3 separate regions of the Homo sapiens genome follow, and all the other regions are linked to region 1. A link is a loop called in an ENCODE intact Hi-C map of the cell type or tissue named here. Cell type or tissue: dorsolateral prefrontal cortex. All regions are shown on one strand.

Region 1 (8,000 bases):
GAACCGATCAAACCTGGAATTGCCCTGCTCTGGGCTTCTTACAGGGCAGAATCAATGTGTGGAATGCTGTGCTGGGTTTCTGTTACTTGCAGCTGTGAGTAGTCCTATAGCTGAAAATACTACTACCACATCTATGGACATAACAGGGCATCCTGACTGGAGCAGAGCTGCCATGTGCGTACATCTGGCATGGAGGACACCTTGTTCTCCAGGGATCTGGTTGCTTGTGTTAATATGTGTGAGGCTTTTGTTTTGGTCTAGGGAAGGAGGGAGGGTTAGGGGTATATGCAAAGATGGGGAAATGAGGAGAATGGGGGGATGTCAGTGATTGTCCTTTCTTCCCCGCAAGACCGTTACCATTGGTCTGCCCTGAGGATCAATGATTAGTCTGTTCTCATGCTGCTATAAAGAATTTATGAAGAAAAGAGGTTTAATTGACTTACAGTTCTGCAGGCTGTACAGGAAGCACGGCTGGGGAGGTCGCAGGAAACTTACAGTCATGGTGGGAGGCAAAGGAGAAGCAGGCGAGTCTCACATGGCTGAGCAGAAGGAAGAGAGAGAGCGAAGGGGGTATTGATGTACACTTTCAAACAACCAGATCTCGTGAGAACTCTATCAGGAGATAGCACTAGAAGGTTTGACAAGAGATTTGGGTGGAGACACAGAGACAAACCATGTGAATCAGCTTTGAGCCCTGATGGAGAGAGGTTTGGGCCAGGAGTCAGAAGAGTGGCATTCATAAAAATGTTGTGAGATCCTGAGTCCACATCACTTCAGGGCCCAGCAGGCAGGGAAGAGTAACAGCAGGGGATGGTTTAGGAGGCTGATGCAATGGCCCAAGTAAAGAGGAAGAAGGGTCCTGGTCCAGGAAGGTGGTATGGCATGGTGAAGAGTGACCAGCAGCTTTCTCTGGGGGATGGATAAGGAGAGAAGAGCTCCCTAAAGGCCTCAGCAGTGAGAGTGATCACAGAATCTGGAGCCCTGGCCTGGCAATCTAGGACTGACACATCTTGGCATGCCTTATGTCTCCTTGGAGATACCACTGCTGCTGGGGACAGAGTAGGTTGTGGGGAGAGGGTCACATGGGTAAGCAGGGACCAACAGATAGGAGAACAGGATGGAGCCTGGACTCCCACCCTTGGTTTGGAGGTGAACATGGGAACAAGTAACAGATATGGGGGATGAGCCTCAGGTATAAGCAGATTAAGAATTTCTGGTGGAAGCAGGAATTATGGTGACCGCCTCTTCTGAATTTTGAACCCACCAGTGCTTGCCTACAGGAGTTGAGGTACCTAGTATGGTCACAGCTGGCCTGCCACAGAAAGAGGGCGCCTTGGGATTTTGTGCACACACCAAGGGGACTCAGGCAACCAGCTGAGAAAGTCAAGAGATCTGCATCCCAGACTTGCTTCCTAACTACCACCTACAATTTCCTGGGTCTATATAAGGCCTTTTCACATTTGCTTCCTCCTTTCCCACACTGATAGGCATGTTCAGATGCAATCAGAGTCTGGCCCTGGTGTTGGTGACAGGTGGGCACCTGCAGCTGGGTTCCGTATTGCCATGGTAACAAGGTAGGGAAAACTGCCCCAGAGCTCAGGGGCTGATTAGACCTCAAGGCCAGCCCATTGTCGCCTGACACCATGTCTTCTGGGGCACTGCTGTGTGTAAGCGTCCAGGATGAGATGGGAATTTTCTGAGACAGAAAATTTAAGTGGATGGAAAATTAGATGCTCAACCAAAGATATTGTCCCCTTCCCCTCCCTATATATACTTGTCACTACCAGCTACAAATATACAGTTTCCTGTCTCCTTGTCAACTAGTAGCAGCTGCAAGAAAGGTGGTCCTACTTCCTGCTGACAGTTGAAGTTATGTAGAATAAGACATGATTATTTCGGAACATTACTTGGAGTGTTCCGAAAACTTACTGATAAGTGTTACCTAACGTTGAACTTAGGGTGTCTTAGTCAGCTTAGACTGCTATAATAAAATACATACTACAGACCAGGTGGCTTAAATAACAGACATTTATTTCTCACTGTTCTGGAGGTGGGAAGGTCCAAGATCAAGGAGCTGGCTGATTTGGTTCCTGTTAAGGACTCTCTTCCTGGCTTGCTGGTGGCTGCCTTCTTGCCGTGTGCTCCTATGGCCTTTCCTCTGTTCATGGAGAGAGAGAGAGCAAACACTCTGGTCTATTCTTAGAAGGGCACTAATTCCATCATGAGGGCCCACCCTCATGATCTCATCTGGCTTTAATTACCTCCCAAAGGCCCTATCTCCAAATATCATCACATTGGGAGTTCGGGCTTCAGCATATGAATTTTAAGAGGACACAAATATTCAGCCTATAACATGGGGTTTATACAGTTTGAAAGTGGCCCTTCAGCACTTATCAGGAAACATTTCTTATTTTATCCATTTATGTGTTCATTCATTCATTTAGCCATTTTTTATTTTGAGTGCCAGAGACTATTCAATGTCCTAGGATATAGCAGAGAACGAAACAGACAAAAATTTCTGCTGCCATGAGGCAAGTAAGCAAGTAATTACATAATCAGTGGTGATAAGAGCAATTAAAAAGCATAAAGCAGGGAAGAATGAAAGGGCACTGAGGGGGACTTGGTCTTTCATATGGAGTGGTCAGGGAAGACTGGGGCATCTCAGCAGAGGTCTTATGGTGGCCATGATAAAGTGTCTTGTGAGACCTTCTACTACAGGGAGCATAACTGACAGAAGGCCACGGCTATTTCATTTTGAAATTCATTGCTGCTTTTGTATGAAGGCTATGTCTCCTGGGAGACTTGGGACTTCCTCATCAGCACACTTTAGCTCAGGGACTCCCTGAAGGTTTTGTCAAAACTTTCCTAGCCTGCCCAGCACTAGAGGAGGCTTCCAGTCTACCTTCTCTCTTTTCTCCTTCCCCTGGGGTCAGACTTGTACCATGATCCCACTACAACCCCCGCCTTCCTCTGCTCCATCCCTAATTCCTTTTGCAAGGCATTTCCCCTAATAAAAGCCTTGCATGATTAATCCATTGCAGCATCTGCTTCTCAGAGGAAGGACTAATGCAGATTTGAAGGAAGTTAGAGAGTAAGCCATGTGGATTGGTGAGGGAAATGTATTCCATGCTGAGGGAACAGAGACTGCGATTGTCTTAGGGCAAGAGCATGGCTGGTTGGTATTAGATCTGAGTTTTGATTTTTACCCTATTCATATGCTAATAGGTTAGTGTGTAACTGTTTCATAGATTCTGGCAGAAGACATGAGACTCCTGGGTCAGAGACAAAGAACTCAGTACTTATAGCACAGCCACACATCCTGTTGGTCAAAGTGAGTTAATAGGACAGTCCAGAGTCAAGAGGAGGGGAAATGGACTCTTTCTCTTCATGGGGGAAGCAGCAAAGTCACATTGCAAAGAGGTGTGGATATAATGGGGAGAAGAACTGCAGCCAGTTTTTCAAACCACCACAGGTAAGGACTGGAGCCAGGTGCCTCAGGAGCTTGAGGACAAAGAGGAAATTCACTGAGTGATCAAGCAAGGCTTATGGAAGACTTAAGTGTTTAGCCTTGCCAAATTCCTTTTTGCTGTTGTTATTTTGAGACAGGTACTTGCTCTGTCTGCTAGGCTGGAATGCAAAGACATGATCATGGCTCACTGCTGCAGCCTCAACTTCCTGGACTCAAGCAATCCTCCCAACTCAGCCTCTTTAGTAGCTGAGAATACAGGCACATGCTACCATGCCAGGCTAATTTTTAAAATTATTTTTGGTAGTGATAGGGTCTCACTATGTTGCCTAGGCTGGTCTCGAACTCCTGAGCTCAAGTGCTAACCTCCCATCCTGCCAAGAGCCAGCGGCTGCCTCCCTGTGGGTCTCAGAGGGAACACAACCACCGCCTCTCCTGACAGCCTGGGAGGCAAGGCTGAAACAGATCATGTGAGTCTTCCATTGTTCACATTCTGTTTGGTGACAGAGGGAGGGGGGAAGGCGGAGACAGGCCATGAATAACATGCTATGCCTGCTCTCACCTCCACCGTAATTACTCTCCTGCTCACCACAGACACTTGCCCTGCCACTGGGGTCCAGCCTGCCACTGAATCAGGAAAGCAGTTTGTTCATGCAGAACGTGTCACTGTTGGAAGTTTCTCTCTCATCATTAACTAATTTGCTGTGCTTTGCCACAGCCCTTGTTATCTATAACCATGGTAACAATGCAAAGAGCTGTACATGCATTTATTTTGGACTCTAAAAGCCCAAGCATGGTTTATTTCTGTCTCTTGGCTCCAAGGAGCTGGGTGGGTCTGGAGGCAGGGGCTGGAGCTAGGGGACTGGCCCTTAGTCCTGAGCCTATCAGGGAGTGACTTCAAACACACAGCTTCTCTTATGGGACCTCAGTTTCCCTAAGTGTAAGGTGAGGGGATTGGGGTTGATGGTCTTTGTGGAGTCTTCCAGTGATATCTTTCTATCAGTTAAAGAGTCATGTGTATTTAGGATCTAGAGGGAGAGTTCCCCAGCCCACCCCAGAGGCTGTGAGCCGGCTGTGAACATGGGGATGTAGGCAGTGGTGTGTGGCTGCTGCATCTGGCAGTCCCTTCTTTCTGCTAATTTGGTGTCCTCACTATATAATTATACTGTGAAATTCCCTGACTGAAGATAATTTTTTAAAATATCTTTCCCTGACTCCCACTACTCATTGCCCAGATTCGTGAATGGGGTAAGTGGGTGTTTGCAGCTTTTGGCGGAGAACAAGGATGTTATGCAACCTGCCCTTCTCAGAATTTCCCAGCACCACCTCCACGCTGGGCCCCAGAAGGGAAGAATAGGGCTTTTCTGATTGGAAGGATACAGATTTTGACTTCTCTCAGTCTCAATTTCCTCCTCTGTCAAGTGGGGAGAAAATTTTCTTTCATGTGGGGTAACATGAAGAGTATGAGACCATGAACTGCTCCTCTGACCATAGGGAATGTGATGAAAATGTGGGCTTTCTCCCTCCTCCTGTGATCTTGGGCTGGTAACTTCACTCCTCTGAGCCTCGGTTTCCTCATTTACAAGTGGAGTCAATCAAAGCTATCTTTCAGGAGTGTTGTGAGGGGGTTAAATAGGAATACCAGCAAAAACACCCTGTGTTGTCATTACTCAGCAATTGGTATTTATTATGACTGCCAGCAAAGGCACGATGTCCTGTTACACCCTGCAGGATCGTGTTATCTGGGCGTGTCTTCCAGCTGGCTGTGGGCTGCATTGCCAGTCCAGTAAGATATGGCCAGAACTGACAACTAATGGACCTGTCAGCTCCATGCAGAGCACTTCTTGAAGCTCCCCAGAGGCAGGTGCCGATGCCACATCGATAAGCCCCATTCCCCTGATGGGCGCCTGACATTTCCTGCCTGCATTCCCCTGTCTGCCTGGGTCAGTGGTCAGACTGAGTCACAGCCACTCCCTGCAGCCCTGGCTGCCCACTGACCCAGGGCACAGGGCAGGAGGCAGCTGTGCAGGGTCAGTCCACTGATAGGGTGCCCTATCTTTTATATTTTAAAACATTATAATTTTTTCTTCTTATTTAACATGCTTATTATTCTTTCTTACATAAGGAAGATACTTAGAATGCCTTTGATCATTATTTATCTATTGCATATGTCAACATGTATTTATTTAAACAGAGATAAAGACCTGGAAGGAACCACAAGAGAGTTAATAGTTGTTGCCAGTGGGGAGAGGGGTTGGGAGAGGGGTGAAGCATTCACTTCTTTATAGACTAAACAAAATGGTGGGATTACAAAGGTGCTTAATTTTGGTTTGAATGAATGCTGCTCAGCATATTTTATGTTAAAAATTTGTTTTTATGTTTAAAAATTTTTAGAAAAGGTAAATAATATGGATTGCTTTAGAATTAGACATAAAATCTCAAAATGTAAAGAGACAAATGATAAAAACACTTTTTAGCAGAAGAAACATCATCATTTTTTTTGTTTGTTTAAATTGGGCTAATCTGTACTGGGCACCTATGCCCAGGGATTAATGTGTCTATTCAAACTCCCCATGGAGGTGAATGTTTTTCTTGTTTATTCTTCTCATTTCACAGATGAGATGGTACAGCCTCTGACCTGGGTTCTTTACACGAATCCTCTTAGTTCATGCACGTTTCAGTTCTGGAAGGGGGGGCATTCTTTTGTTATTGTACACTCTGCATGAGATTTGTACTGTGGCTCTGTGGACCTGTCTCCTTGCGAAGGCCAGGCTGAACGCAGGCTTCATGAAGACTTAAGCACCTGCAATATCTGTAGCTCCCTTGGGGAAAGATGCTCTGCAACGCAGACCCCTGCGCTGGCCACCCCCATCCCTGTTCCAGAGAAAACACGAGGACTGGTCTGGTGGGAGGCAATGCTTCCTGTTTCAGGGGATGATCTCATCTTGAACCTGAGGGAGGTCTAGCCGGTGTTGATTCGTTTTAGCAGGGGGCCTCCTGCGATTTTCAGCCTTCCCTTGGGTCAGCATAAGGGCATTTGTCTTTTAAGACTAAGGTGAGCAAATTTTAAAAGGAGAAATTGAAAGCCTGTTCTCTGGTTGTCTACATGTCTAGGAGGGGGCCAGAGAGGAGCAGACAGCCATAGACTGTCAGAGGTGGGTAAAAGTGTGTGGACATGCTGACTCGCTCTGGTAGGGTTTCGGCAAAGGGTCTGAATCCAGGCTCTGCCACTAATTAGTTGTGTGACCTTGAGTAAGTTACCTAGCCTATCTGAACCTCAGTTTCCTTATTTGCAAAAGGGGAATTCAGAAGACCTTGCAGAATCAGAAGAGGGCTCCGTTACATGAGATTGAGTATGTTGGATGCCCTCCAAAGTTAAAATTAATAGTAATGATTACAAGACAAATCTCCAGCCATGTGACAGGAAAACGTTCTGCGCAGGGCAGCCCAGGGCACGTGGGTGCTTAGGAATGCTGCTGCGCATGTGTGAGAGAAAAAACAGCACTCTCAATTCTGTGTTGTTATAGGGGAGGCCACCAGGGGCTGTGGAGGCACCATGTGATCTGGCATCTGCTCCTGCCTCCGCTGCCTACCTGCAGGGTGACCTTGGGTGAGCCTTTCCCTTTTCCAGACTCCAGAGCTGAACTGGGCCAAAACCATGCTCCTTTTCAACCCCAAAGGAGATGCTGACCCTGCAGGGTCCCCACATCCATGGTGTTACAAGGTCTTCCTCATCAGGCCCATCCCTGCTGACCCTTCTCTCCTTGTGCAGAACGAACGTTGTGTCCAGAGGGTTAGTCAGTGGTTGGCAGGGGGCAGTTGCTGCCACTCTTTCTCCTCCACTCCTTGAAGGGGCTGCCTGTCACACCAGACTGCTGCATTTCTGACCCAAACCTCTCATCCCATCGCCCTGCTTGTTGCCTTGCTGAGCTCCCTGGCTGCCCCAGACTTGAGTCTTCCCTGGGATCACAGGGACCTCAGATTCCCAGGTCCCGTGCCATGTGCACTCTCACAGGCTTTAGGCCCTGGTTAGAAGCCCCTGTTTCAGTTTGGATCATCATGCCTGGCTCTTCTGGGATTAGATCTGGCTCTGGACCCCAAAGCGCCCACCCTCTTCTACCAGCCCTCTGCTGGGCTCCTGGGGACATCCCAGCAATTTCTTCTGGAGCAAGGCAGAGATGATTATGCTTCCCCTGACACCACCCTGGACTGGCAGGTGGCCCCTCTCTAGGCACTGCCGTGGAGTGGATCAGCTGTTCCCTTTCTAAAGATGAGTCTCCCCTGCCCCCACATCCCACTGGCTCTGCGGTGCTATGGGCTTTACTTGCCTTTCCCCTAAGTTGCACCCTGACCCAGAGCCTGCAGTGCTGCACAGCACAGACGTGGCGACACAAGAATCCACTGGCCCCTCTCCTAGCCGCTGTCCTTGGCTTGGCTGCACTCACTCCAGGCTGGCCTTAGTCACACAGATTTGCCCTCCACATGCATCCCTGCAGCTCTTCAGGATTGAGAGCCACCCTCCAGGTCCAGCTCC
Region 2 (8,000 bases), 66 kb before region 1:
CTTCTTGAATGCTTAGTTTATTTTCATTATTTCTTGTTTAATAATAATAGTGTTTAAGACTACACCTTTTCTTGTAAGTGCAGATTTCTTCCAGATACAACAGGATTGCTATATAAATTTCTGATTACCACTATATTAAAATAGTATGAAACTGATTTATTCTTTAGGTGGATATTTATCAAAGTTTAACTGAGTACTTTCTGAATTTCCAAGTTGATTTTTTTTTGCTTGCTTTTGCTTATTTCTAGCTATATTGCATTGTGCTCAGAAAAATGGTCTGTATTATTTCTACAGTTCAAAATTTATTGCTGTTTTTGTTTTGTCCTGTATCTGGTCAATTTTGTGATTGTTCCATGGACTTTGGGAAAGGGAACACACACTCTTTTCACAGGGGGTAGAGTTGGACACATATCTAGGCACATATCAGTTTAATAAATTATATTATTCAGGAACAAATCTCTGATACTGATCTCTGTTTAGAGTAAGTGCAGCTGTGCACCGAAGTTGCAGATGTTTGTACTGTCAAGAGCACCAGGGCTGGAGAAAGCTGATATTTTTCTCCTCTAACACTGTCCAGTGTCCCTGAGGCTCAAGGACTTGCTAAAGTCTAGAGCTCAGCAGCAGGCCAGGAAACAAACATAAAGGGCCCCTGAGTAGCCAAAAGGAACACCACTAGTGTCCATGTACTCCCAAGCTCCGTTGTTACCAGAGTTAAGCCCCCTAGGTCATAGCTCATTGCCTCCGCGTTTACATTATACAGTGCCTTTTAGTGAATCTGGTGATGCGGCCTCCTAGTACATTTTGGATTGGGCACGAAAAACTCATAGGTGAGTGAGCCAAACATGTGGTTGACAGTAAGTGAAGAGAAACGTATCTAAGCCTTCAATGAGCCCAGAGGATAGAGTATCATGCACTAGTGCAATCATCAGTACAAATTTGTGCTGGACAGCTCCCATTTGCCACTCCAGACCTGCTCTCCACTCTTCTCCACTCTGCTGTGTCCCAGGAGGCTGGTATCAGTTGTGGGTCTCAACTGCATCAAGGGCTTCTGATGCGGGTTGGACCAAGATAATTGTTTTCCTGGAGGGAGAGAGGAGAATGAGGTTGGTGTTGCACCTCTCCTACCAGCCCTGTCCCTAGGCTCCTGTAACTGCTCCCTGCCTTTACTGCTCTAGGACTAGGGATGTTCTTATTCTAGGGCAGTGCACCGGCTCCTGTGGTTTCCCTACTCCCAGCTCAAACCTTTGCAGATAGTCCCTTTATTACAACCGCCTCTCAAATTACCCAATTTGAATGTTTCATCTGTTTCCTGCTGGACCCTAAACGATACAGAGCTGGTAGGAAACTTAGGAATAATTTAGCCGAAGTTCCTCATCTTTTGATTGGGAAAAAGGCATGCTAAAGGTCACAGGTTTATGGCTAGAACTAGAATTCCGGACACTGGAATCTTAGTTTGCTATTCTTGCTTCTCCAGTATTCTTTCAATCCAATTTTGTTAAATACAGAGAGCTAGAATTGACTTATAAACACAGAAGAATATGAAAAATAAGTCAAAGATTTACCACCCCCTTCATTGGAATCAGGCCCAGCTAATCTGATCTTTTGAATCATTTTAGGGGAGTGGGAGGGGAGGTAGGCATATGTGCTCAGTTTCTTATTTAGATTCAATATTCTTTCTTCTCTGATCTATATTTTCTACTTTTTGTAATAAAAAGTTACGATAGTAAAGAAATAAAACACTTTAAGAAATGTTTTCAGTCAAAAACTTCTGGTGCTTAAGAGAGTAGGCAAATCTTCAGCTATTTAGAGTGTTCATCCATCTACAATGGTACAGTTCTAGAGAGTTTCTAGAGTATTCTGGAGCAGAGATTTTTACTGCCTTACTAAATGAGGAACGGTTGGTCCAAAATCCCATACTGATTCTTTGGAGTAGGTTTGTTGCAGAGTCCAAAATAGGACAGGATTTTTAAAAAATGGAATTCAGAGAGTTTAAAAAATATATTATCATTAGGATTATTTCAATATTTCAAGTAAAAAAAAAAAAGGAAAAATCAATGAGGGGTTTCTTGTTGCAACTGTGGTGCCCAACATGGAGAATCACTTTATGAATAACTTTTCATGTCTTAGCTTATTTTGTGTTGCTATAACAGAATACCTGACACTGGCTAATTTATAATGAGAAGAGGTTAGGTAGCTTATGATTCTGGTGCTGGAAGGTCCTAGAGCCTGTTACTGGCATCTGCTTGGTTCTGGCAAGGGCTTCCATGCTGCATCATAACATGGTGGAAGGTCAAGGGGGATTGGACACTTGTGAAGGGACAAAACACAAGAGTGTCCTCACATTATAACAACTCATGCTCACAGGGATTAATCCAGTCCCATGAGAACTAATCTATTCCTGTGAGAACTAAGACATTAATCTATCATAACAAACTAATCACCTCTTAAATGCACCACCTCCCAACACCATTACATTGGCAATTAATCTTTTTTTCTTTTTTTTTTTTTTGAGATGGAGTCTCGCTTGGTCATCCAGGCTGGAGTGCAGTGGTGCAGTCTAGGCTTACTGCAACCTCTGCCTCCCAGGTTCAAGCGATTATCATGCCTCAGCCTCCCAAGTAGCTGGGGCCTTAGGTGTGTGCCATCACACTTGGCTAATTTTTGTATTTTCAGTAGAGACAGGGTTTCACCATGTTGGCCAGGCTGGTCTCGAACTCTTGATCTCAAGTGATCCTCCTGCCTCGGCCTCCCAAAGTGCTGGGATTACAGGCGTGAGCCGCTGTGTCTGGCTGGCAATTACATTTCAACAGGAGTTTTGGTGGGGACACTCAAACCATAGCAATGTCCCACCTTTCGAGCTCTTAGACTTTGCACAACTCCTTGAGACACATGGCCTAAATACACTGTAAATGAACTCCCAGGTCTGTTTCTGGGTCTTAGCTGACACAGGCTAGACTTTACAAATGAATCCAAAAGTTTATGGCTTAAACCCAGTGGAAGTTTATTCCTCTGATTTATTAATAGTCCAGGGTATTTGGGTGAGTGTCTCTCCACATGGCGATTCAGGGATCCAGGCTTCTTTCATCTTGCGGTTCTGCTACTCCCTAGGGCCTTGTTCTAGTCAGCATGTAACTTAGTCAGATTCTAACCGTGGGAGGGGAAATAGTGGGGCAGAGGCACAGCCTCTTTCTTAAAGCTCCATCTCAGAAGTGGCATATCTCACTTCTGTTCACATTCCATTGGTGAAAATTAGTCATTTGGCCACTCATTAAGTGCAAGGGAAGTTGGGAAATGTGGACTAGCCATGTGCCTGGGAGGAAGGGTATAACAGGTTTGGATGGAAACGAAATCTCAGAGAGATTAAAGAAACCGCCCAGAGTCACACAACTCACATGTGGCAGGGTTTAATTTATGGAATTCACATCCCACGCACTTTTCACGACGTCACACTGCCTCCTAAGATTCCAGATAACCAAGAGGGAGAAGACTGCCGCCTTCTGTCTGCAGAGTGTGTTATAGTTTTCAAAGTGCCTTCCAAGTCACCATTTCAGCTGCTTCTCGTAGCTGTTAACTTCTCTTCTCTTGTGCTTCACCTTCCTGGTCTACCATCCCAGCTCTCCGTAGCTGGGCACACAGATGCGCCATCTTCAGTTGTTGCTCTTCCCTAGTTCCTGAGTGATTCCCGAACGTGTTGGGTTCCGACTGTAAGGAAATGGGTGTTGAGCCTGCTTCTCATTTAGCCTAATTCTGGTCCCCTGCTTGGTTCCTCAAGTGGCTGCCTGCTTTACCCACTAACAGTTCTGATCCTGTGACAGGACTTTCCCGCCAGTTTCTGAGCTTGTGTCCTCCTTGCAGCCCCTGCCTAGGTGCCCCCGTCTTGATCCCAGTTCCAAGTTCCTCTCCTCGAAGAATGCCTAGGGTTTTGATACCTTTGGAGGCTCACAGTACAGCCTTGAACTGTCCTCTGTACTCTTGAGGATAACAAGCTCCTTCTCCTAGGAATGGAGCCAGGGAGTATCTTTCTTTCCAGATTCCTTGTCTCTGGCTGGACCCCACGGTGGGGACTCCATCACCTCCTGGGGAACTTTGGTGCTGAGAATGTGATCTCTGTGACCTATGTTATCCTTCTGCAGGTCACCTGGCCTGATTCTAGCCTGTTTGCCTTTAGTCTGCTGTGAGTTAGTGCCTGTTGAGCTCTGAGATACAATAGCCCTTTGAGATAGGCATGAACAATACAGTGAGATTGTTGTCATCTCTCCTATTTTTACTGATGAGGAAAAGATGGCTCAAAACATTAAGTGATTTCCCCAGTGACACAAACAAGACTTGAAACTGAGTCTCTTAATCCTGGAATCATTCACAGTAGCACAGGGAGTTATATTTGAAAAGGACTGTGGAAATCACTTAGTCTAACCACTCTACATGCCCTTCATTCATCCCAACCTGTAGGAAGGAAGAGAACCTGAGGTTGCCAGGTTAGCTAGAGGCACAGTACAACTGGAAGGCCAATTTCTTTAGCCCCTTTCTGTGATGTTTTGCTGCTTCGAAAACTGTTTTGGCTTCTGCCCTTGTCTCATTGCAGAATTTTCCTCTGAAAAGCTCCGGATACCTAAGATGTCAGAGGAATCCAGGGTGGTGTGTGCCAAAGACATTGCCTTATTTCTAGGGTGAGGAACAGGCAGCTTTCTTCTTATCCAAAGGGACCAAGTGCTCAAATACAGTCCTTGTGCTGAGAAGGAGGTGTATACACATGGGAGATAAGGAAGCATGTTCCAAATCATCTTGGGTATGTGAAGGCAAGGGAGTTACGGAGTTTGAGGTCCTTAGGTGGGCAGTTCAGCAAGCAAGAGTCTGCAGAATTGATTACATCGAACATCAGATCGACTTTAATTTACAAGTTGCTGAGAAATGCACTTAGTCCTGACTGGGGTCAAAAGACCTTGGTTCAGTGTGCCATAAGACTGCTGATTTTCTAGACGGCCTTGGGCAAGTTGCTCCACTTCTCTGGGTCTCAGTAAAATGCCTCCTTCACCCACTGCCAGATGGTCACCAAGTCTCAGATATACAATCTCTTGAGTTCTCTCTATTTCTCCTTTTTTCTCCATCCCTACTGCCAGATTCTCAATCCCAAACAGACTCTTCACTGGCCTTCCTCCCTGCAATCTGGCTTCTCTCTAGATCTGAGAATAAGAAGCCCCTGATTTGCTCTCCGTTACTGTTAGAATAAAATGTAAGCTCACCAGCATGCCATTCAAGGCTCCCCCTTTTCTGCCCTGCATCCTCTGCTGACGTTATGCTGAGTTGCATGAGGTTCCCTAGTCCTCCCAGGCTGCTTCATGCCTCTGGTGTTTGCACATGCCGTTCCTTCTTCTCTTGGCCTGCAGCACTCTTCCCTCTTAGCAGTCAATGTAAAGTCTTCCACCTGCACGTCGCTTAATCTCTTTTTGATTCTCATCTGTGCTGTTACCACCACTACTTTCTTATGACAAAGCCTCATTGTGAGGGTTGCCACTTAAGCTGATGCTCCTCTGCTGCAAGTTTTAAAGCCACAAGAGCAGGTTCCTTTCAGTTTTGATGCTCCGGAAGATACCTGGACTCTGCCTTGGGAAAGCCAAGGGGTCACATGGAATGGGCCATGGATTAGACAGGGTGTTGGCAGGAATCAGATGACACACTCTGAGTAACAGAGGACAGTTATTAGCAGAATTATTTGAAAAGGTGTGTCAGGGTTTATGAAAACCATAATGGACGGTGCAGTAGCCCCGGGCCAGTAACAGTGGGGAGCTGTCACCAACGAGGCTTGAAGGGGTAGTTGCTAGTCCCAAAGGGAGAGCCATGTTGGGAGGATCATGCAACAGGAGCTATGACCTTCATTAAGGGACAGAGACAACCCATGGTGACCTGGAAGGAATCGACATTCCAACTTCTCCCCACCCTCTCCCGATCTCCTATGGATGCTTCCCATTGAACAAACCTAACCAGGAGGCGGACGGCCAAGGAGCCTGTCAATGAAGTCCATAAAGATAAGCTTCTTAGAACATGGATCAAGGTGGAGAGTGAATCAGGAGAGGCGGATCTGGAAGAGATCCAGCATCATCCATAAACAGACCTATTGGAAACAAGTCTTGCTGGTGAGACCTCTACTGCATGGGGAGCTCAGGCTCTGTGTGGGTTTGGTTTTGGGGCCCAGGGGAAGCCATGTACACAATGGAATGGAGTTTGAGATGCACAGAGGTGATGTCCCTCTGGCCAGAGCTCAGGGATAAAGCTGCCGAATGTAGGCATCCTGATTTGCAGAGGGGCTCGAAAGGGTGCTGAGATTCTGGACTCTCTGATGCTGCTTTGTGTTCACTCTGTGGATCATCACCTCTTGTGGCCTTGCCTTGGGGCTGCTGTGGTGGGCAGGGAGGCAGGTGGGTACTTGCCAGCTAGCTGATGGGGAGGCATCACCAGACGCTTGCGTCCTCTTTGTAGCTAGGGACAGCAGGACTCACCACCCCATCTTCTCTGCCTTGGACCTCACACCCTGGATGGGCACCTCCAGGGCAGGCTAGAAACAGTGCTGCCCAGAGGGCCACAAAAATATCAGATGCTAGAATTCTAGATTGGGGACTTCATCTCATAGAAGAGCAAGAGCCAATGAAGTGGACTTTTTTTTTTGGCTGCTCAGCATTCATTCCCTCTTCTGGTGACAGTACCCTGGTTTCCTCTGGGGCTCCTCTTTCCCACTTTTCAGCCATATGGCCCAGATGAAAAGTGACTCTACCTGCAGCTCCACGCCTGACCAATCATCACGACACCCTCTGACTTTGGTGAATGGCTTAGGGATGATCATGTGACCCAAGCCAGGCCAATCAGAGCCAAAGAAATGAAATTCTAGGGGCATTCTGAAGCTCTCAGGGAATATGCATTTTCTTTTTTGCTGGGGATGCTGAAAAGCATATGATATGAGCCTAGAGCTGTTGGCAGCCAGTCTTGCCAGTATCAGTGAGACTGAAGCCAGCATGAGAAAAGCAGCAATAATGAATGAAGGAGACTGGTTCTTGATGGTTTTGTTTAACTGGATCCAGCTGTGCCTGCATCTACTTTTCAGTTAAATTAGTCAGTGAATTCCCCTTTTCTGCCTAAGCCAGTTTGGTTTTCTATCACTTGCATCCTACAGAACCCTGGCTAGTACAGCTAAAAGGGAAATGAACTGAATGGCTTTGCCTTCTGAATTTGCTGTGTGTGCTCAAACTGGAGCCACCAAGCATTGGGGTTGTAGACTCCTTTGGAAGGCCCTCTCCCTGACAACAACCCCACTTGACAGGTAAAGAAATGGAGGCTCAGGAAGGGGAAAATGTCCCATTGGAGTGGCCCACGTGCCACTCTGTGGCAGGTCATGTCCAAACATGGCAGCTTCAGGATGTCCACAGAGCTCCCGTGCCAGATGTTCATGGCTGTCCTGCTGAAGTCCTTCTCCACCTCTGGTGGGTGTGGCATCTCGTGGGGAAAAATGCTGTTGGTCCCTGGGGAGGGATTTCAGGGTTTCAAAGTGGTGCTTTGTTCTGCTGTTTGATGACAGAGATGACAGAGGTATGTGAGGGGTCATGGTGCGTAGGAACCTGTGTGTGGAACCCAGAGTTGTGTCAAACAAAGTCTAAGCTTTGGCCATCTCTGTATTTTTTCTGGGTCACTGGTTGCTATCTGCTATCTGTTAGGGAAGAAGTTTGAATCTGCCAGGGAACTTTTATTAACAGAGGTGAGCTGATACCTGGGGACCTCCTCATCTTTAGCTAGTTATGCCATCAGTCACAGGTCGGTGTAGGAGATGAGAGGCTTTTGCTTTCAATCCTGTTGAGGTTTCCTGGTAAGAATTTTGGTGCATGACCTTTTCAGTGAAAGCATGGACTTTCTCTTTCAGGGGCCTGAATTCCAGCATTTCTGAGTGCTGAGTGAGGAAAGGGTGGCCAGATGGGAGCTTTGCATTTCCTTTAGGGATCAACACCTTCTTCCAAGCA
Region 3 (8,000 bases), 140 kb before region 1:
AAGGTGGTCTGCCAGGGGAGAGGAGGCTGTGTGGCTGAACAGACAGCATGAGCAAAGGCCCTCGGCCTATGAGGAGTCAGGAGGGGGTCTGAGATGCTCATTCCCTCCCCCTTTAGGGATGAGCTGGTTAGCTGAGCATCAGGGTCTCATGCAGGGCCGCAAGGTCCTGAGGCTCTGTGTGGAGCAGCTCAGCAGCCTCCAGGTCTCCTGTGCTGGAGGAGGGGACACCTGAGAAGGTCACTGGAAGGGGCTCTGTCAGAGCTCCTTTGGGGTGGAGATGAAAGAAAAGCTCCAAGTGATGCCTTGGCCCTCAGCCAGTGGAGGCCCTCTACCCTGCCCTTCACACACACCACACACAGACACAGACACACACACCACACACACAGATACAAAAACACATACCACACACACAGACACACAAACACATATCTCACACATAGACACACACAGATACACACATCACACACACACACACATACAAACACACACACACACATACACATACACACACATATACACACCACACATACATCACACATACATACACAGAGACACATGTACACAAAAACATACACCACACACAGACACACACACATATACACATATACCACACCCACCCACCACATACATACATATAAACATACACGGATATACACATAGACACACAGACACATACCACACACATATCCACCACACCTGTACACAGAAAGACAATACATATACACACATACATATGCCATATACCATACACACACACACAATGAACACACACAAATGCACAGAGACACAACACACATAGAGGCAAACACATACACACACTATACACAAATACACACATCATATACACAAATATATACACACACATGCATACACACACCACACACACAGACACAAACACATATACACATACATACATACTGATATGGTTTGGCTGTGTCCCCACCCAAATCTCATCTTGAATTTTAGCTCCCATAATCCCCATGTGTCATGGGAGGGACCCAGTGGGAGGTAATTGAATCATGGGGGTAGATTTTTCCCATGCTATTCTTGTGATATTGAATAAGTAACACAAGATCTGATAGTTTTGTAAAGGGCAGTTCCCCTGCACATGGTCTCCTTCCTGCTGCCATGTAAGACATGCCTTTGCTCCTCCTTTGCCTTCCACCATGATTGTGAGGCCTTCTCAGCCATGTGGAACTGTGAACCCATTAAACCTCTTTTTCTTTGTAAATTACCCAGTCTCAGGTATTTCTTCATAGCAGTATGAAAATGGACTAATACACACAGAGAGATATAAACACATACAGACACACACACATATATATACACACCACGCACACATACACACACACGCATATACACATACACACACACCACATATACAAACACACAGACACAAAAACACCACACATACATACACACAAACACACACAGACACACACACATGCACACACACATGCCTTTTAGGGGTCTGTCCAGGCCCTCTGGCTCCTCTGCCCAGGTGCCCAGTGTGGGGAATCTGAAGCCCTCGATTCTCACCTTCCCATCTCCCAGGATTTCCCTAGTGGAAAATCGGTCAAGTTCTGCTCTCTCCAGCTGGCCAAACTATGGGTTGTGTGTATATCTGTGTGTGTGTGCATGCACACGTCTCTGACACCCCTGCCCACCACCTGGGCCCATAGACCCTCTGGCCAGGACAGCGCCTGCATGACCCTAGCTGGGCAGCCCCCAAGCCCCTCTCCCGTAGCCCTTACCTTGGTCAAGTGAAGCTTCCCTCCAGAGCCTCTGGTACAGATAATCAGATGCTTAGAAAACAGGAAGCACTGTCGCTCGCCCTCTTTCTTTAGGGAGAGAGACCCCAGGCGCCCCCTGGTGATCTTGCCCTTTTCAGACATGGGCACCTGAATGAGGGAACCTGTGGGTGGAGGAGAGAGACCCTGAGCCCATCTCCTGGGGTGACCTTTGCCTCTGACCCAGCCTTGAAGGTTGAGATGCTGGGGCAGCAGCAGTGGGACAAGTCCATTCTGTTTCCCAGTAGCAAATGTGCCCCTGGGATACTCCTTTAGGCCTCTCTGCAGGGCCAGATGGCTGAGGGATGAGAGGTGATCAGAGAAGCTCCATGCAGGGCCCACTGACATCCCAGCCAGGGGCTAGGGGCTAAGCAAGCAAAGGAACCCCAAAGGGCATGGCCCATGTGGTGAGAATGAAGGGCTGGGCTGAGGTCTGGGGATGGCAGGGAGCTGAACAAGTGGGGAGCTGGCTGCAGGCCCCGAGGGGTTAACAAGATACATTGCACTCCTGCTGGGAACTACTTAGGGCAAACCCTGCCTCCCATCCTACTTGTAAAAAAGATAGCTACTAAGATTTAAAAAAAAAAAAAAAAAAGATACATTGCACTCCTGTTGTCCACAGCCATGGCAGGCATCACCAATCAATCACTGCACCATACTGCAGAGCCCAGACAGAGCTTCTCAGTCCTCAGCACAGCACTCTAGGAAGCCATTACTGAGCAGAGTAGGTGCCTGTCATGAAAGCCATTGCTGCCCTACTCTGGTGTACCCACCCTAATACATACCCTTCAGGCCCCCTCCCCACTGAGGTCCACAGCTCCTCACTGTTCCCAGGATTCAGGCACTTGAGGCCTCCCAGTGGTCTGGCTTGGGCACACCTCCCAGCCTGCACTCTTACCATTGTCCCCTTCTTCTGCCTCACATGTAGTTCTGGGTCAAGTTAGCCTGAGTGTCACTCTTAGTTCTGAAAAGCCCTTCCTTCACTCTGTCTTCCCTGTGAATTCCTGCTTATCCTTGGGAAAGCCCTCGTGACTCTCTTGGTCCTGCTCCAGGCCACCACTCTGCCTCCTGCATCAGGGAGATCCACCTGGCACCTGGTGTTCCTGCGTTTGTCCCCTCATGACTCTCTTCCTCTGTACCATAGGCTTCCGGAGGGCAGGGCTGAGGCTGTTCTCTGAGTGTCCCCAGAACCCCCTGTACGTCTGGCATGAGCAGGGCAGGTATCAGTGCTGGCTGCATGACTGACAAGTGAGAAACGCCTTGCAGAATCCACTCATTTTGTCTCCAGGTCCAGCCCGGCTGGAGAGGGAGAAAATGCCTTGACTCAGGGTGATGGAGCAGATTTCTGGTCTGTGGGGATACTGCCCACCCCAGGAGGGGTCATTTCTTGGGCTACTTCCAAGCCAGGTCCACTTGGGGTTCCTTCAGAGGGGGCCTAAAATACTGTGTGAGAATATTTCTGGCACAGAGAATGCCCAACACAGCCCAAGGGGAGCTGAGAAACAGGCAGGGCTGGCTCTGAGCTCAGCAGGTCACAGGGTGGGCCTGGGGAAGGATGTAGGGGCCACCACACACAGGGGCTGGGACAAAACTCCGAAAAGGTGATACCCTTGTCCAAGGCAGCTGCACAGGCCAGCGGGAGGCGCTGGCAAGTATTTCGTTAGGCAGAGAATCCCAGGGCTACAGAGAAGGGACTCTGGAGGTCCGTTTGAGGTGGAGGTCACCTGTGAGGCATGCCAGCAGGAGCTGAGTCTCCCACAAAACATGGAAGTTGAATGTGATGAATTTCAAATGCATTGCAGTTCTGATGTCAGTCCCCTGAGCCACAGAGAGCCTTCACCCACCCCTCTCAACGGGGCCGTGCCTCTCAAACACTGCTCCCAAGGTAAGCGAGGCTGAAGCTTGGGAAAGACCTTCTACCCATGAGAACCACTGTGAAAATGGTCTCTCCAAAGCAGCAGAGGATGATGAGGAAAGGACAGGGGAATGGACCCAACACTGACCTCCTCCCAGACACTGAAAACGCTTCTGACTCACAGAGACAACTGTTAGCTCCTCATCCCCCGCCCCATACTTTCTCCCCAAAAAGGACATGTCGATGTTTACTATGACATACAATAGACAAACCAAGGCCATCTGGGTAGAATTCTGTTTACATCTGGAGAGAAGGAAACTGTGAAAACCAATAATATCTGCATCTATATGTATAGATACTGACATCTACATATAGCTGTTGCATTCCGCCAGCAGCCTGGGAATATTCTGCAATCACATTGGCAGGTCTTGGCATGTGGCAGCCAAACCAACTGGTGGCGTCCCCGAGTGCCGCCTCCCTCCCGCTGCTGGGGCCCACCTGGTGGGGGCAGGGGAGACAGGGTGCAGAGGCCATACCTTGTCTCACAAAGGTCTGGCTGGTGTCCAGGAGGATCTCACAGCCTTCGATGATCATGCGCTCGATGGCCAGGTTTTTCCGGATGTTCTCCGTCTCACTTACTTCATCGTGCATTATTCTGTGGGGATGGGAAACTGCACAGTCAGAGACAGGCTGCCCCTACTTCCCAGGGAGGCGAGAATGCCAGGCTTCTGGCCAGACCTAGGAAGAAAGCCTGGCACAAGGATTCTCAGGTGGAGTCTGTGGTCATGGAGGGGAAGGGAGTGTGCATTTACTGAGTGCCTGCTGCATGCCGGGCACTTCATAGGCACGACCTCATTTTATCCTTCTGACAGCTCAAGGAGGCAAGTGTTCTTATTTCAGAAAAAAGAAAACTGAAGTCAGCAGCTATGAAGCACATCTGTCAGATTTTACAGTCTGAACTATGTAGAACAGACAGCAGGTGCAGCTCAGCACTGGGAAGGATATGGGAGCACAGGAGACATCCTGTGTTCATGACCCTGACCCTCATCCTTCTACCAGCCTTATTCCCATCCCAAGAGCAAAGCTCATTACTCCCTCAGGGCCTTTGCACTTGCTGTCTCTTCTTCTTGAATGCTCTTTCTCCAAATATTTGCATAATTGTGTCCTTAATATCGCTTGGGCCCTGAAATGGCTTACCTTTTGGAGCACCTGGCAATCCCGCTGGCTCAGGGGATGACTGACCTTAGCCTACTTCTGTAGGCTCTGGCCCTTCTGGGAGGGAATATAGACAACTCCCCTATTTCGCTCTCCGACTGCTGTAATACCCCTCCTCTCCAAGAGATGGCGCCATCCAATAGCTTTTACAAAATGGCGTTGGTGGGAAAAGGTGGGTGTTAGCTGCCAATTTTGCCTTGGTGGGTTTCCAGGAGTCTTGGGAAGGTAGAGGGGAATTTGGCAGTGGCAGGGTCTGGGGAGTGGGGAAGGGGGGCTTCTGGCAAAAGTACCCCACCTACTCCAAGCAAAGTACAAAACCTTTTATCTGCTGCTGATGCCTGAATTTCCACAGTTAAGACCAACAAGAAGGCTGGTTAATATGTGCGGCTTACAAACTTCTCTCATAGACATTATTCAATTTAAACCCCAAAACAAAGATGACACTGCCTCTTCCGGAGCTGGATCTGTGCTTAACTGAATCAGCATGACATTGACCAGACTCCTCAATCCCTCTGATCCTTAGTTTCCTCATCTACAGAATGCTGGGGCAAAGGTGGAATAAAAGGGATTTCAGGTACCCGTGCATGCTATGCCATGCCTGGCATGTGACAGCTGCTTAAATAAAGGGTAGTGGTGATTGTTGTTGCTATTATCATTGGTTGCAAAAGAGTTATTATTATCTTTCCTGGTTGAGGACATGCATTTTAGGCTTAAATTCACTAGACTAGCCCTTTAATAAATGGACCAGGGCCTTTCGCTGGAGTCTCTTCCTTGGGAGCCTCAGTTTCCCCCTTTCTTCCCCAGCAATGCTCTTCTTGGAAGCCCAGACCCCTGCTTGATGTTTGAGAGGGAGGCACCTCTGGACACATGCTAGTTCCCTAGAGATGGATCCATTATGGAAATAGCCAATGGTAATTAAAACCACTTCTCTTGATGAGGGTGGGGTTTTGCGGGGGAAGCCTGTGTTTGGTAAAACACAAGGCGGGTAATTCCAAGGTAGCAAAACTAGTTTTCCTGAGCAGCTGCAGTTTACACATTCTAAGTTCCAGCCCCAGGTGGGGGTCTGTGTTTGGGACCCATATGCGCACACAGCTGGGGAGCTCTGGGAAGGCGGTGGGAGTTTCAAGGTCGCGAGGCTCCTGGGAGCCCTGGAAATGATGATTTGGGTTATCAGCGAGCAGAGAATATAGGGGTCAGGATAAAAAGGTGGGAGGAAGGCCCAGTCCCCAGAGGTGGGGAGTGTTTCTGAGCGCAGCCTAGGAGGGGTTTGGCTATCTAATGGCTTCCTGCTTGTGGGAGCGTGAAAGGAGAATTAAAGGGATGCTGTCATGGTGATAGGAAAACCTTCTGTGCCACTTGGGCTGGGTTCAGGGCCAGGTACAGGCAGTTGGGTGGGAGGAAGGAAGAGTAGGCCATACACCTAGGATCCCGGGGATAAGGGATCAGGGTCTTATGTCAAATACCTTGGCACCATGTGCCACCTGCAGCTCTGTTTGCAACAGGATAGGATATCCCTCAGCAAGGAGGAGCCTGCTGCCTTACCGGAGTCCCAAACCTTCTCCCTTGGGGAAGAGTGTGCGGGATTTGGATCCCTGGGCATGGGAGGACTGGAGTCCCTCCACCTTCCTGCTTGGTGGTTTCGTTACTCTGCAATCACACCCTGATGACATCCTTGCCCTGATTCTCCACTCAGGTGTGCAACTTGGCTGGGTCATGGAAGGATCGGGGGCAGCCTATACCCTGTGCTGTCCCTCCCTCCACCCAGCTGGGAGCTGTGGCCTGGTTGGCTGCCCCTTGCCGGCCTCAGGAAGACTTTTAGGGCACTGAGTGTTTGGCAGTGCCCTGGGTAGGGCCGGGGCTGGATCCCAGGCCCTGCAGACTGACCTTCTTTGTAGCCCTTGGCAGCCTAGTTCTGACCACAAGGCCCTCCCTCATCTCTTGGTCTTCACAGGGTGCATACCCCCGGGCTCAGCTTCTGGTTCTCATCTTTTTCCTGCCCAAGCTAATTCCCTTGGCGGTCTCACCAGTGCTGTCGCTTTAAACACCATCTGCAAGCTGATGATTGCCGGATTTCTCTTTCCCCTCTGCTCCAGACTCAAATTCCCCAGTCCCTTCTTGTCATCTACACTTGGACATTGAATTGGCACCTAAGTTCAACATGCTCCCAAGAAAGCTCCTGAACTCCCCTCCAGACCTGTCCCTCCTGCAGTTTTCTCCAGCTCGGTTGATGGCACCTCCGCCCTCTGGTGGCTCAGCCCCACATCCTGGAATCACCCTTGACTCTAGTCTTTCTCTTTCCACATCAAATCCATCAGAAAATCCTGTTGGTTCCACCTTCAAAATGCATCCAGGACCTGAACCTCTTCCTGGAACCTCTTCCTGGATGACCACAGTCATCTGCTGCCTGGGGTGCTGCAAGAGCCCCCTCCGTGCTCCCCTGTGTCTGCCCTTGCAGAGGAAGCTTCCCTCTGGGCTTCAGGGGCTGAAAGAGGGCCAGGTGAGGGGCCTTGACCAGAGGACAGGGGCACTAGATTGGACAAGCCATGTGCTTATCCAACCACTGCCACTACCTGCCTCTGGTTAACTAGAGCCTTGGGCACATGAGGGCCTGTCACCCAGGACCCCCTCTGGGCCTCCTATGGCCACAGGTTTTGACACATTGACACTGGAGAGCAGAGAGTGCCTGGGAGTCATGGACAGTCCCTCTCCTGGGAGGTGTTGAGTGCCCAGGGCCCTCCCTCGGGCCCTATCTGTGCCAGGGATAGCACAGCACCCACTATTCCTGCCTACCGGGGCTTGAGTTGTAACCCCCTCAGGACCACTCCAGGGGCCTCTGCTTTGAGCTGTGGCAAGCTGTGCCCCTCCCTTACAATCCCCATCTGAACTCAAGCTTTGTCAGGGGTTCAGCGAACTCCTGGTGAGGGGCACCCTCAGCCCTGCCCTGTCTGCCGGTCTGGTGCACTGAAGAGCCAGGCCTCACCTGGACAGCTCCTCCAGTTTGGACTTGGCGTAGTCCAGGCTGTTGCGCTCAACGTGCTCATGAGGCGTGTGGGCCAGGAGCTCATGGAGGGTCAGGATGTACCTGGGGATCTGCGGGCAGGTGGGAGAGGTGAGGGTGGAGAAAGAGCCAGGGAAGTATG

Evidence for each region. Hi-C counts contacts between places; a loop is a spot of excess contacts. Peaks named below come from ENCODE experiments on the same cell type or tissue, not always from the same donor. Only the 100,000 strongest peaks of a DNase experiment are listed, where the experiment ranks them.
Region 2: it touches region 1 in a loop (2.4-fold over the local background); 4 of 110 quality-filtered maps call a loop at or near these places.
Region 3: it touches region 1 in a loop (3-fold over the local background); 6 of 110 quality-filtered maps call a loop at or near these places.

The regions. Positions count from the first base shown.
Region 1 is chr15:79,165,174-79,173,173 of GRCh38, forward strand. No RefSeq gene overlaps it. Among named protein-coding and RNA genes, the nearest start is that of MIR184, 41 kb to the right of the region's middle. In dorsolateral prefrontal cortex, a CTCF peak has its summit at 3,864; DNase peaks (open chromatin) are centred at 3,908 and 4,578; H3K27ac peaks cover 621 bases.
Region 2 is chr15:79,098,939-79,106,938 of GRCh38, forward strand. No RefSeq gene overlaps it. Among named protein-coding and RNA genes, the nearest start is that of RASGRF1, 12 kb to the left of the region's middle. In dorsolateral prefrontal cortex, no CTCF peak of the experiment used is centred here; no DNase peak of the experiment used is centred here.
Region 3 is chr15:79,023,560-79,031,559 of GRCh38, forward strand. RASGRF1 (Ras protein specific guanine nucleotide releasing factor 1) reads right to left here. Exons shown (of 27, transcript NM_001145648.3): 8 at 7,841-7,950; 9 at 4,182-4,300; 10 at 1,755-1,915. Among named protein-coding and RNA genes, the nearest start is that of RASGRF1, 63 kb to the right of the region's middle. In dorsolateral prefrontal cortex, CTCF peaks have their summits at 4,981 (motif pointing right) and 5,202; a DNase peak (open chromatin) is centred at 4,978.